Regions from separate parts of the Homo sapiens genome. Here regions 2 and 3 are each linked to region 1. The links are chromatin contacts, found by Hi-C or POLR2A ChIA-PET in ENCODE. All regions are on one chromosome and are shown on one strand. The core of a region is the stretch at or near the end of the contact, and the rest is flanking DNA. Distances in the headings are between cores, read along the strand shown. Region 1 holds the start of USP45 (ubiquitin specific peptidase 45). Region 2 holds the start of POU3F2 (POU class 3 homeobox 2). Region 3 holds the start of FBXL4 (F-box and leucine rich repeat protein 4).

Evidence for each region. Hi-C counts contacts between places; a loop is a spot of excess contacts on that map. ChIA-PET counts read pairs that join two places held with the same protein, here RNA polymerase II (POLR2A). Pooled maps may share reads with other maps.
Region 2: a pooled map shows a loop between it and region 1 (13-fold over the local background). The contact joins the promoter of POU3F2 here to the promoter of USP45 in region 1. A Hi-C loop is called at or near these places in 11 of 50 pooled maps. POLR2A ChIA-PET finds 5 or more read pairs at or near these places in 2 of 52 experiments (A673 and H1).
Region 3: a map of naive thymus-derived CD4-positive, alpha-beta T cell shows a loop between it and region 1 (5-fold over the local background). The contact joins the promoter of FBXL4 here to the promoter of USP45 in region 1. A Hi-C loop is called at or near these places in 4 of 168 maps with a recorded cell type or tissue (B cell, CD8-positive, alpha-beta T cell and naive thymus-derived CD4-positive, alpha-beta T cell), 3 of 37 single-sample maps with no recorded cell type and 14 of 50 pooled maps.

Annotation. Positions count from the first base shown.
Region 1 is chr6:99,514,168-99,516,676 of GRCh38, reverse strand. USP45 (ubiquitin specific peptidase 45) reads left to right here and starts at 1,254. Exons shown (of 18, transcript NM_001346022.3): 1 at 1,254-1,285. RefSeq lists silencers at 467-686, 997-1,366, 1,417-1,516 and enhancers at 433-1,338, 1,339-2,246.
Region 2 is chr6:98,833,321-98,835,829 of GRCh38, reverse strand. POU3F2 (POU class 3 homeobox 2) reads right to left here and starts at 1,256. Exons shown (of 1, transcript NM_005604.4): 1 at 1-1,256. The coding sequence starts at 956. RefSeq lists enhancers at 1-539, 538-607 and a silencer at 1,246-1,315.
Region 3 is chr6:98,946,693-98,949,201 of GRCh38, reverse strand. FBXL4 (F-box and leucine rich repeat protein 4) reads left to right here and starts at 1,256. Exons shown (of 10, transcript NM_001278716.2): 1 at 1,256-1,396. RefSeq lists silencers at 835-1,129, 1,427-1,736 and enhancers at 862-1,373, 2,177-2,366.

The sequences.
Region 1 (2,509 bases), core at 5-2,504:
GAGGAATATTTTCTTTTTCCCTAGGGAAAAAAATTATCCTAACCCCAAAATGATAGTGTACCTCTATACCTGTAACAGCAACTGGCATATCTGTGCTCAATTATGTTTGTTAAATGAATGGTCCTTGTTAAGTACGATATAAGCAAATATCAACCTTCTTTGCCAAGTTCTCCACATGTAAATACTGTTAGAAGAGTTTTTAAAGAAAAATTTAGTGTTTGCAATTTTAACTCTCGTATCTTCTGATTTCTACGCCAATGCTCTTATCCTTAAAGCCACATTTGTCCCTTGGCTGAAGAGTTGTGAAAGATCAGGAGACTTTTAGAACCTATCCATAACCAGTGTTGGCATTTGCAATATCCATGATTGAAACAAAATATTTTCAAACCAACTACTTTTACTAAACATGCAATGTGCTGGCCACTTCAACAGATAACCGGGCTTTGAGGAGGTATAGGTGTATTTCAAGAAATGTACTATCTAGCTAGGAAGAGAGAAGGATAGGTAAGACAACAGCAATGGGGGAAAAACCACAATAATATATGACGAATGTTAGATGTGACTTTAAGAGTTCAGGGGGCGGCGGGGGTGTGGGGGCGGAGCCGGGCGCGGTGGCTCAAGCCTGTGATCCCAGCACTTTGGGAGGCCGGGGCGGGCGGATCACAAGGTCAGGAGATCGAGACCATCCTGGCTAACACGGTGAAACCCCGTCTCTACTAAACAAAATACAAAAAATTAGCCGGGCGTGATGGCGGGCGCCTGTAGTCCCAGCTACTCGGGAGGCTAAGGCAGTAGAATGGCGTGAACCCGGTAGGCGGAGGTTGCAGTGAGCCGAGATCTTGCCATTGCACTGCAGCCTGGGCGACAGAGCGAGACTCCGTCTCAAAAAAAAAAAAAAAAAAAAAAGAGTTCAGAGGAGGGTAACGGAGGGAAATCGGAGGCTGTTTCAGAAGGTGCCCAGCAACAAGTGGGACTTAAGCCGGACTCCTGCAACATCCGAGGTGCGCACGCTGGCCCAGGATCCTAACAAATTGCTAGTCGGTGGCTATGAGTCTTAGATTATCAGGGACTCTCCGGGCTCTGCGGACACGCAGAACGCAGGCGCCACGCAAGCCGGCCCCGCCCTTTCACCCCTCCCCGCGCTCCCGGGCCCCGGGCGCGCCGCCTGGAACCCTCCCGGTCCTGGCTGGGGGCGGGCGAACGAGGCCCCACCTCTGCCGGGAGCGGGACGAGCGCGCAGGCGCAGTCTCCCCAGGTTGTAGACGCTGCGGCCCGGCCCGGCGGGGTGAGTTGAGAACGCGGCGCTTTGGTCGCAGCGGCGGTATGGTCGCCGCAGTTTCTCGGTCTTCGCTTCGGCGACCTTGACCCCCTTGTGGGTGGGCGAGGCTGGAAGAGAGGCTCCCCACCCCACTCGGCTTCCTGATCCCTGGGGGCGCCGGGCGGTCACCGAGGGCCGTGTGAGCGCCGCTCTGCCGGCTCCGGGTCCATGCGGCTGCGGGAGAAGCCCTGGGCGTCGGGGCTGGCCTGGGAGGGGCCCGAGTCCCCTGGTGACCTGGGCGCGCGGCGGCCCCACACCTTTCCGTCCGCCTCATCGCGGCGCATTTCTCTTCACATCCTCGGGGTGTGTGTGTGTTGGTGACCGGAGGAAGCCTGTCTAATGACTTTTCTGGAAGCGTCGTGTATTAGGAGCTCCGGGGCCGGACTGCTTGGGTCCGCATCTCCATCCACCGCTTACTGGCTTTGGGACCTCTGCAAGTCACTTCACTTCTCTTTCTCAGTTTCAAGTGTAAAATGCGGAAAATAATAGCAACTTATCTCCTAAGGTGGTTGTGAGGGTTGCGTGGGTTAATATTTGTGAAGTGCTTAGAACTGAGCGTGATACACAGCAAAACCATAAGTGCTGCTCATCTTTTTGAGCTTGGTATATAAAAGGAGATAGTGACCTTTTCTTCTCTTTCCAACCCCCATAAATAATTGCCCAAGAGTAGGAAAAAAGGATTTTTTTTTCTTAAGGATATGGGCTTTTTGCATAGCCTGTTTAAAAACAAAGCTTTCTAAACAACTTAGTTGCACATCCTACTTTAGAGAAAAGACAAGTGTTAAGTGATGGTGACTTGAAAACTGTAAAGTTTATTGTTTGGAAAACCGCATGAGAAAAATGGCCAGAACATATTTGTGCTAAAAAGAGTTAACATAGCAGGCCTTAAGACTGCTATCCTTAGAAAGGACTGCTTGCAATGTTGGTGCTTGTTTGGCATCTGGGAACTTAGATTTTTGGGTTTGTGCTGAACAGTATGTTTTATGCCGAAATTACCAGCTTCTGTAAAAATCCGGGACACCAAGTCTTTAATGGGCTTCCCTGCGCGGAAACTGCTGCATTTTCACTGATGGAGGAAGGATGTGTTTTGTTTGACCCCTCTTGGGAGGGAGACCGCATAAGGAGCCTACACGTGATTCCTCCAGACTCCGCTTGTGTCTTTTTCTATTATGATGAGCCTTTATATCCATA
Region 2 (2,509 bases), core at 7-2,506, 680 kb after region 1:
TTGAAGCTCAGCTGCAGGGCCTCAAACCTGCAGATGGTGGTCTGCGAGAACACGTTGCCATACAGGGTGCCCAGAGCCAGCCCCACGTCCGCTTGGGTAAATCCCAGTTTGATCCGCCGCTGCTTGAACTGCTTGGCGAACTGCTCCAGGTCGTCCGAGGTCGGCGTGTCCTCGTCCGAGTGCGGGTCGTGGTGCGCGCCTGGGTGGCCAGGCGGACCCTGCGGGGGCGGCGGGGGCGGCGGCTGCTGGTGTGGGTGCGAGTGCGGGTGCGGGTGGTGGTCGGCATGGTGTGGCTCGTCGTGCGCGTCCCGCAGGCCGTGGTGGTGCAGACCGGCCGGCTGCCCGCCGGCGCCCAGCATGCCGTTCACCGTGAAGCTGGGCTGCGAGTAGAGCAAGCCGCCGTTGGACGCTCCCATGGAGGGTGGGAGGTGCGCTGCAGCCGCCGCGCTCCGCCATGCCCCGGGTCCCGGGTGGTGGTTAGCGGCGTGGTGCACCAGATGCGGCGGCCGCTGTTGCTGCTGCTGCTGCTGCTGTTGCTGCTGTTGCTGCTGCTGTTGCTGTTGCTGCTGCTGATGCTGCTGCTGCAGGGCGCCTGGCCCGTGCAGCTCGTCTCCGCGGCCGCCCTGCTGCACCACCACCGAGGGCTTGATGTCCGGCTGGCCCAGGGGGCTGGTGGACCACGGGGAGCCGTCGCCGCCGCCCCCGCCGCCGCCCCCGCCCCCCCCGCCGCCGCCACCGCCCCCGCCGCCGCCGCCGTGGGACAGCGCGGTGATCCACTGGTGAGCGTGGCTGAGCGGGTGTCCGTTGCTCTGCAGAGCGCCGTAGTCGCCCTGCACCAGGCTCTGCGCTTCGCGGTAGCCCCCCGCGCCCTGCTGCATGCCGCCGGGCGGCTCGGCGTGCACGATGGAGGCGCTGGAGGTGAGCAGGCTGTAGTGGTTAGACGCTGCGGTCGCCATGACTCTCGGAGCCGGACTGAGCGCTCCGGTTAAAGGAGCCGCGCATTTGACAGTTACTTTTTCGCCTCGGGCTCCCTCTCCTCGCTCGCTCTTTCTGTCTCCTCTCTCTCCCACAGCGGGCAGCTCCGACGCCCGCTCCGACGCCTTCTGTTGCTGCTCCTGCTATTACTGCTGCTGCTGCCGCCGCCGCCGCCTCCCGCCCGCCCTCGCTCTCTTTCTCCTCCTCTCCCTCCTTCTCGCTCTCGCTCACTCTCTGACTAGCTCGGCGCTCCCCCCTCTCCCTGCTCTCTCCAGCTCTCTCCCGCTCTCTTGGCAGCGCCGGCTCGCAGCGGCACGCGCCTGGGCCCCGCCCCCTCCGCCCCCTCCCATTGGCTCCGCGCCCTTTGATTTACGTGGATACCGCTAGCAACCTCCCAGGCCGGCGCCACTGATTGGCGCAGAGCTACTCCCTCCCCCTCCCCCGGGCTCGGAGTCCTCCTAGCCCTCCTCCCCGTCCCCTTCGCCTCCCGATTCAGATTCTCTCAGTTCTCACCCCCCCGCTTCTTCCTCACCCGGGGCCTCCTCCGCCCTCTCTCGGATGGGCCCCGCCCCCCATCTGTCTCCCAGGCAGAGAAGACCGGCAGGGGGGCGGTCCCGGTGCTCTTATCGGCCACAGACACTTGGAAGACTTGGATTGGGGTGGGGGGCGGGAGGCAGTGGTGTCCACTTTCGTTTCCCAATAGGGCTTTAAGATGGGGAAACGGAGGGGGTAAGGGAAAAGCTGGGTCGCACCGAGCCAGCGGGAGTCGGATTTTTATTCACCTAGGGACACACACACAGTGTGTATCTCTTAAACCTAGAGCCAAGAGCCAGACCTGTTCCCCTGTTCAACTCTCCTTGCATCCCACGGTTAGAATTTCAGTGCACAAGTGTCTCTTGCTCCAGGGTGTGCGGACACTTCGGCCCAAAGCTCTTCTCCTTCCCCTCTACCCCGCGGCTAGCACAGGCTCTCTTCCTTTTAGGTTCCAGGCCCAATTGTCTCCCACTCCCTTGGGGAAAGAACCCCGAGAGAGGCAGGCTCAGCCCGCACCGCGGCTTGTAAGTCATTCCCATCAAGGCTCGGAGTTGCTTGCTCTGACAGCGTAGCGGTCTGAACTGAAAACCAAACAAAACTCTAAAAGTCTCTCCGTCAGATTCACACGCCGGCGCGTGCAGTTTTTGGTTTAGAAAACTAGAAGCCTGCGTGGGCTCCGTCTTGTGCGAGGCTGCCGGAGTGCTGGCGAGGGGTGTGCGGCCTTGTAGGGGCGGCGCAGTCGCCAAAGGCCGCTCCGGGAAGCCGCGCGGAGGGCCTGCGTGCGCGATTCCCCGTGCTCCTACCGCTGGTAGGTGCAACTTTTCCGTTAGCCCCTTGGGAAGGAGGAAGAGTGTGTGAAGCAAATGGGCTGATGCCAGGGGAACCTTCCTAATCAGTAACTTCGGTGGGCGCTAGCGGGTGGGGTTAGTCTATGTCTTTGGCGCTCCCTGGCCAAGCTCCCAGCTCAGCTTTCAGCAGTGAACTCCAGAGCAAGACTATG
Region 3 (2,509 bases), core at 7-2,506, 570 kb after region 1:
TAGCACAAAGAAAAGATAAATATTTAAGGGGATGAGTAACCCAGTTATGCTGATTTGATTACAGAAATGAATCAAATTATCACATATACCCTGAAAATATGTACAGCTATTATGCATCAAAAAGTTGAAGAAAATAAAAATTTTAATTTTTTTGTATACAATGTATATTGCATATCATATATTGATTCTGTTCATATATAAGTAAATATCCTTACTGGTTTGCCTCATTGGAGCATTCAGACAGCAAATAATGTGTAGTTCAACATTTTATTAAATATTTTCCATCTTAGTGGATATTTTGTAACAAGATAAATATGATGCAAACTAAAAAAAGTGCCAAGGGCGGGCGCGGTGGCTCACGGCTGTAATCCCAGCACTTTAGGAGGCTGAGGCAGGTGGATCACAAGGTCAGGAGATCAAGACCATCCTAGCCAATATGGTGAAACCCCGTCTCTACTAAAAATACAAAATATTAGCTTGGCGCCCTTGTAGTCCCAGCTACTCGGGAGGCTGAGGCAGGAGAATCGCTTGAACCTGGGAGGTGGAGGTTGCAGTGAGCCGAGATCGCGCCACTGCACTCCAGCCTGGCGACAGAGCGAGACTCCGTCTCAAAAAATACATAAATAAATAAATAAAGTGCCATACTGAATCTACCAAAAATAAATCAAAATGAGTAAGAGAGGCTGCCAGACCATCTTCTTCATCAGAGGTAATGGTCAGAGGCTTCTGAACGTTGGTATGGAAATGAGCCTGCAGGCAGGATTTGTATGCAGGGAAGAGGAGGTTTGTAAACTAGGTGAATTATACCTTCAGAGTGCATATAATGTATATTATACTTTTCCTCTACGTATGCGTACCAGCCGTATTACCTATGTATCATCTGATCCACCAAGTCTGGACTGAAGAAGTCCTTGTAGGACCACACTACACATGGCGAGCCGGTACTCGGAAGGGATTATTCCGAAGAGGATTTGTAGACACTACCCGCTGTGTATGACCTAGGCCCTTTACACGGGCACCACTGGAGCTAGGAAGCCAGCAGAAAGCTCCTCCCCCTGGCCTGGGAGCGGGCTGTCCGTAGGACCCAGAGCACCTCCCATGGGAGAAACGCCCGGCTTTGCTTCTGGCCCCGCCCCGCCTCCCTCCAGGCCCCGCCCCGCCTCCCCGGCCCCGCCCCAACCCCGCGGCCCCGCCCCTCCTCCCCGGCTCCGCCCCGCCTCCCCGGGCCCGCCGCTCCTCGCGGCCTCCGCGTCTTCCTTCCGGGTCGCGCTAGGCCGGGCTTGCGGCGGTTGTGCCGCATCTAGAGAGTCGGGGAGCCGCCCCCGCACCCAGGCCTTCTCGCGCTGCCTGGTCGCTGGTGAAGCCCGCGGCGCGCGCCTCTCCCGGACCCTGCAGGGTACGGCCCTTCCTTTACTTCTCCCTCCCGTGGGTCTCTGTCTTCTTCCTTTGGCGCCGGGGCGGGGCCGGGGCCGAGCCAGCGCGCAGCTCCGCGCTTTGGGGAGTCTGGACGCCTGGCAGAGGCCCCCGCTGCCCGCCCCTCCCCGCCCGCGGCCCCGCGCCCCCGCGCCTCCGCTTCACGCTTGCGGGGCTTGCTGGGGCCCTTGAGAACTGCTGACGTGCCTCGGGCTCTTTCTACGCTACAGTCTGCCTGCAGGCTGTGAGGCGTCGTTCGGACGTGTGCGCGGCTCAGGGTTGTTTACACCGCGGGGGACTGCGGGTCGCCCCACACCCGCGCTCAGTGCTGCGCCGGCAGCCACGCGTCGGCCACATGCCCGCCTGTGCTTGTGATTCCTGTGCCTGCTGCCTTGATTTCCCTCTGACATCCGATGGTTTTTGCCTAACCAGGCCTGTTTTCTTTCTTCAGGACTGCTACAGGGTGCCCAGCTACAACCTTGTTTCTGTGTTTAGGTTTAGGGGTGCCCCTAGAGTGTGATGATGACCATCTACTTGGCCTCCTTGTCGACATATTTATAACGGGTGGTTTTGGATTTCCTTGATTTCCCAGTAATCATTGCCACAAACCTTCGAGATGCATTCACAGATTGAAATACAGTATACAAATAACTATTATAGAAGGTGAAGATGGTATAAGCCTGTGGTCAGGTAGTTGCGTTGGCAGGATGCCCGTCTGGCTTTGTGCTCCGGAGGGCACATTACCACCAGGTGCAGGGATCTCTGCTTGCTTTGGTCTGTTCACAGACACAAGCTGCCTTTTCTGGTTCTTGCGTGCACTCCTTGGTTTCTTAAGTTCAGCTATAGGTATATATTTTTTTCTTTCAGGCTCACTTCCTGCCTCCATTATCCTGTACCGCATATTGTATCTGTTGGTTGAGTAGAGAGAGATTCATCCAGAGTCATCAGCGCTCCAATAGTCCTTTATCAGATTAAGGACTTGAGGGAAATGTGCATTATGCTTTAGTAGGCACTCTAAAAGTTCCTTGAATTGGATTCTTCTTTCCATACTTATGTTCTGAGTACTAACTTTGTTTTAAACTTCTGCGCCAAAAGT